2 separate regions of the Mus musculus genome follow, and region 2 is linked to region 1. A link is a loop called in an ENCODE intact Hi-C map of the cell type or tissue named here. Cell type or tissue: heart. All regions are shown on one strand. Links, peaks and the distances in the headings refer to the core of each region. The heading gives the core; the rest is flanking DNA. Region 1 overlaps Saxo1 (stabilizer of axonemal microtubules 1). Region 2 holds the start of Adamtsl1 (ADAMTS-like 1).

The links. Peaks named below come from ENCODE experiments on the same cell type or tissue, not always from the same donor. Only the 100,000 strongest peaks of a DNase experiment are listed, where the experiment ranks them.
Region 2: it touches region 1 in a loop (2.7-fold over the local background); 6 of 42 quality-filtered maps call a loop at or near these places.

Annotation. Positions count from the first base shown.
Region 1 is chr4:86,479,554-86,482,466 of GRCm38, reverse strand. The region is part of intron 2 of Saxo1 (stabilizer of axonemal microtubules 1); the gene reads left to right. Among named protein-coding and RNA genes, the nearest start is that of Gm26017, 28 kb to the left of the region's middle. In heart, for the core only: a CTCF peak has its summit at 1,375; no DNase peak of the experiment used is centred there.
Region 2 is chr4:86,052,265-86,055,177 of GRCm38, reverse strand. It overlaps Adamtsl1 (ADAMTS-like 1), which reads right to left and starts at 1,203. Exons shown (of 29, transcript NM_001368621.1): 1 at 1,058-1,203. The coding sequence starts at 1,120. In heart, for the core only: no CTCF peak of the experiment used is centred there; a DNase peak (open chromatin) is centred at 1,237; H3K4me3 peaks cover 1,409 bases; H3K27ac peaks cover 998 bases.

The DNA of each region.
Region 1 (2,913 bases), core at 197-2,696:
GCCTTGTCGGGCATCAATAGGAGGAGAGGCCCTTGGTCCTGTGAAAGCCTGATGCTTAGGGGAATTTAGGGGAATGGTAGGGTGGTGAGGCTGGTGGGGGAGCACCCTCATAGAAGCAGGGGTGGGGGATCGGGATGGGATAGGGGATTTGTGGAGGGGAAACTGGGAAGGGGGAGAACATTTGAAATGTAAATAAAATAACCAATTAAAAATTATAAAATATTTTATTTTTCTTTAAAATATGGGAGATACTGGGGCATGTTTAAATACTGCCAGAAAGGAGACAGCTGGGGAAAGATAGAGATGCAGGGTAGGAGATGGTCTGTGGATGAAGAGCTCAAGCAGGTGATTTAGGGAAAGGGTGACAGTCTGCTTTGGCAAATAGGAAGCCACCCTTCACCCCCGTAAGACAGAGTCCATTTTAGCATGATTGATTCCCTGGCGGCTACTATAATACCTTTTGAAATTTGTATAAATATTCAATTATTTTTAAAAAAGTAAACTTTGTTTGGCTCCTGTGAGAATTCTCCATTCTCCACTTCCAGGCAAATGGTTTTCGTTAGCAATTCTGTAATTTCCCCTTTCCTTTTTCTCTGTTCATGCCCAACACCTTTCTTTAGCATAGCCAAATGATTTGAAATGAAGTTGCTATAACTTCCCCAGCAGGGCCACTTTAACCAGTACTTAATTCTAGTTTAACTCTTGGCTTTCCATGCTGGGTAGCTTTTATAGCTACCTACCTAAAGAAAACTTAGATCTTTGACCTTTTTTTTTTTTTTTTTTCTTTATTCAGAATCACAGCGAGGTTAAACACTCGGGAATGCACCACAGGAAGAGAGAAGCCATTGAATGTTGAAAAACAAGTGGTTAAGTTTAAGCAATTTCTGTATAGAATAAAATAACTTTTTTTTTTTCTCCATGAACTTGAAGGATGTAAGATTATGTGACACTGGGGACAGGCATTTAGGCTGCGGCTAATGATAGCTTTCGGTGAATGTTCCCAACATAAAAATCTAACGAGGAAGCCCATACATTCTGATAAAATTCATTTGCAAGCCATGGTGACTATTTTTGGGCCAGATAAAAATGGATCAAACTTCAAACTTAAAAATGATCCTTTCCCCTGAAGGTGAGAGGCTTCTCCTCCCCATAATGATTTGCCTTCTCTAGAGCTGGTAAATGAATTCAAATAAAGATGCACATTCATATCTGGATTTGAATCTTTTGTCCGGAAGGAGATTAAGTAATGAATCCATTTCCTGAACTTAGCATGTTTTGTGCGTCTGCTTCTGTCTTTGAGCAGCGACTTGAGGCTAGCCCCTGAGCTGGTGAGTTTGTGAGCATTATTGCTTAGCAGCTTTCTGAGGGTGAACAGCAGATGGAGCATTGAGCCTGCTTCAGCTGTTAGTCTGCAGGGCTGAATACCCTTGGAAAATGGCATCTTGGAGGAGAAGTAAGCTTTTTAGGGTAGTCATAGAGCTCTGGGGTGGGAGGCCTCAGCATGCAAGCTTGGACAACTAGCTTTGCTCTTCAATGATGACTTTTGGTACCTTCTGCTATACCTCAGAACTGCAGAGGGACCACAGCCTGGTTAGCCATCACTGAACATAGATAAGGTGGCCTCAAAATGCCACGTTAGTCCTGGGAGTGGAGAGAAACTTCAGCTCCTGTTAGGTATTTTCTCTCCAGAAGGTGAACTTTAGAAGGAAGATAACTCTCAGGTTAGCTGATTTTCAGATGGGGTTTTAGCCATTTTCATTGGTCCGTACAGCTCATGGAGGCTTAGTGTCTCCTAGTGTCTTGCTGCAATTGGTTGAGTTGTGAGAAGTCACAACCTTAATCTAAGAAGGTGAAAAGTGTGAACCTGACCCTTGGTTTCTTATTAGCTTCCTGTCGGCCTGTTTATTCCATAACTCCCACCTTTATAATTGACTTCCAGATGCTGGGGTCCCTCAGCGTCCCTTTGCTGTTCACCCACAGTGAGGCTGCTAGGAAGGCAGGTCAGGCTGCAGTTGTTCTTGCTACTAGGATATATTTTAAGATGTACCAAGAGGGTGTTATAGGAGTTCAGCCGAAGCATCTCCCGTTTCCCACTTGCAGTCCCAAGGAGACTAATTCTTATGCTTCCCCAGTCCTTCATCCCACCAAGCATGCTCAGGACCTGCTTTGGGTTTATGGACAACCCCGTGTATAATTCATGCAAGACAGTTTACAGTGGAGCATGTTACCCTTGCTACTCAAGCATGGCTCGGTAATGCTGCCCCAGGTTTCAGCCTGGAAATAGGTTTTATTAGTGTTTAGCCTAATGTTTCCTGTCTGGAATTCTCTCCCTTCCATTGACAGAGCTGTTTTCTCAAGTACCTTTAAGGGGAAAACTCTGCTTTTCCCTTGTCCTGTTTGGCTAAATGGGATTCAGGAAGAAGCAGTTAGTCTTTGGAGGAACTGGTCTTATGGAGAAATAAGCAGTAGAGACTGTTGCAGTGGGCAGGAATGCCCGGCTCAGCTGGGTATAGCCGGCATGATGGGCAGGTGCCACCTGGGCCTGTCACAGATGTGCAATGATTTGGGAAGGGATTACTTTGGCGAACAGTGTTCTGTCTTTTCCGTCTTACTGTTTTGTTCCTCTTTCACATAATGGGGGCACTGACAGTAGATAGCAAAGAAGTGAAGACTTTGTGCCTCGATGACATTTTTTCTCTTCTGGGTTTTCTGTAAGGCTGAGTAGAGGCGATAAATATTAGTAGAAGAAGTTTCTGAGAACACAGAGAAAGGTGAGTGTATCTGAGAAACGGGTGCTAACCGATGCCAGCCCCACATGAGGGGTTGGATGGAAGATGGGTAGGAGGTTCAGTACAGAAGACCCTTCCTTCTCAGTGAGCCCCGTGGTTGACATGTGTTATAGGTAGGGGTGGG
Region 2 (2,913 bases), core at 114-2,613, 430 kb after region 1:
GTCAGAATCAAAGCAGAACAAACTAACCTTTCCCCATCAACAAAACAATGTGTCTTATACAACGGTTACACTTTTACCTTCGTCTTCTCTTTCTCTTCCTTCTGAAGTAGTTCTGGTGTGTCATAATTGTGACAGGAAGAGCTAGAGTCACGTTTCTTTGCAATCAGAGTGTGCACATTTTGGAATCAAACTTTCAGATGAGGTTTACTAAACTGCTTGCCCAGAACACTCTGGTTTAAAAGAAATGTGCATTGCTATTAATATTTTGAGTGTAGATTTTTTGGACAGTATATGTTCATTTTCTGCCCATAAAACCAAGTATGAGTCACAATGGAACATTTACTTCGAGTCAAAAATGCAATGTGTGCTGATGTTCAAGAGAAGAGCCTTATCGCTGGGGCTGGAAATCAGCAGGACAAGGAGTCCAGGGATCTCTATTTGCCTTCAGAAGTAGATCTGAGATCAAAGACTTTAATCTTCAATTCATAAACATTAGCATTAACTTGAATCCATAAATGTGTATAGTAATTATGGGTTATACTCTGGTTTGATTGTAAACAGGGCTCTCGTTCCTTCCTTTTTCACCTGGTTCAAGAGTCTTTATGTATGGAGGAAAATAATTCACACAGGCACTGGGGAAACAAGAACCAAGCAAGCTCCTCACCGCCTAGCCTTCAGAAACCCCAAAATCACCATAGTGAGTTTGATCTCAGGACATCTGTCCTCAGGATCCCATGCTAACACAGTTATTTATATAGTTTTCAGCACATAATATCTGCAGAAGAATACCCTGAATTTCAAGTCTCAATATCAGTATCATTCACTAACTCTAAAAAGTCTTTTATATTTGATTTTGCTGGGAAAGTTGGGGTTAAAGTTCTCAAAGAGTTGAGGTGTACTTTGTAAGCCATGAAAATTCTTTTACCTGGAGTTGGAAGATCATACACAGACAGACAGAAGTACACACACACACACACACACACACACACACACACACCCTCCAGCAGCACCCAGACCAAGTGGCAATAGTAACGTATTGAAATGAAAAGGCATTTACCAGGAGTAGGAAAGCCAGAACGAGCAGCGGTGTGCCAGGAGCTGCCCGACGGCAGCATTCCATACTTGGATCTTTGCCGGAATCCGAATCGGACACTGAATAAGCTGCTAAGTGCTCCTCTGCCCGCTGCTGTCACATCCAGTGCTGGGGCTCACACTCCAGCCCTGCCTATCAGCTTCCATCAGCCCCGCTCACATTTCCTGAGCGAGGGTGGGTGGGTGGATGGGTGGGGGGTAAGCTGAATGGAATCTCTCTAGAGCAGGCAGCCAGCCAATCAGACTCCTGCTAATCAGACATGCTGAATAACAAAGCGGTTGGGGGGGGGGTGCGCAGAGAAAGTGAACAGTGTGAGCAGAAAAGAGAGAAAGGGACTGAAAGGCAGGGGAGCAAGGAGCTGAGCCCGAGAAGAGGAGAGATAGATGTGCACTGGCAGAAGCGCAAAGCTCAAAGAGGAAGCAGGGCTGCGCTCTGAACAAACCTGGTTAGTGCTCTGTGAGACGCGATTCTGTTTGCCATTTGCCTAGGCTGGTGTCTGTTGCTCTGGAAAGTACAGTAGCTCCCTGTGACGGTGTATTGTTCCATTCAGGAGAGAAACTTAATCCCCGTCAATATAGAACATATGCTATAAAGGGACCAAGCCCTAGTCGGGACTGAATGTGCCCTTTAAGTGTATTCGGTGCTAGCGTTCTCTTCCTCTTCTATAAAGTGCCTTTTTATTTTCCCCTTTGAGTTTGGAAAAGAATACTATAGATGGTTTGGAAAGGTCCTAACTAAACCTAACAACGGCTTTAGTTATTTTCTGTATTGGGGTCTTGGTTTAAAAATAAAGGGCTGGCAAAACCTTTCTTTGTGGATTGACAATTTGAAACATCCAATACTTACAAGTTTAAAGGTACAATAAGACTCATTTAGAGCCCCTAGTTTAAAAGAAGCCCTTGACAAAGACTCCAGGATGAGGATGTTGAAATTTGTTGTGAAACAAGTGCTGGGTTTTGACACCTTGACAGCTTTTAATTATCTGATTTAACCCATGACAGGAAAGAAAGGCTGATTTAACCCTCACTTAACCCCAAACATTCTTCATCGGACACCTGACTCAGGCTTTCTCAGAGCTGCTATGACAAAACAACAAAATTTTGAGTGGGGTACCACCTCTTTCCTCTTCGCAGTGGAAATAGGGCCAGGCAGGTTGACCTCTGAGGTGCAATCCAGCTGTAGGAAGTACTAATGGGCTCCAGAGTGTCCGCATGGCTACGGGAAAAGGCCCGAAGATTGGGAGCCTGTTTCACTCAAATCAAGCAAAGCCTGAACGGGCCAGGAGGGTTTTTATTAATATATTAAACAAGTGTTAAGTATCCAATAAGGTTGTCTTTCCTCCTTATCAGTCCAGGAACACCATTTCGGATAAAGAATAAAGCAGTGAGCAAAGCCCCATTTCCACAGGAGAAGAGTTTCCTTGCAGATCTGTCAGCCCAGAAATACCCAGAGAAGGCAGAGGGCACTTAGAATGCATGTTCTTCCCTCTCATTATTAAAAAAACTACCTCACTGTAATAGGCGTGCGAATCCAGGCAGGTCTGCCATATACACACCTGCCTGAGGCTTTGCAAAGAGGTGGAGAAAAGCAGGTTGTTCAGCTTTGGTTATTCCTTCCATGTGGTGTATCGATCTGAGAGGAGGGTTTTTTTTTTCTTTTTTTCTTAGATATTTTCTTTATTTACATTTCAAATGCTATCCCAAAAGTAGTTCCCTATACCCTCCCCCACCCTGCTCTCCTACCCATCCACTCCCACTTCTTGGCCCTGGCTTTCCCCTTTACTGGGGCATATAAAGTTTGCTAGACCAAGGGGCCTCTCT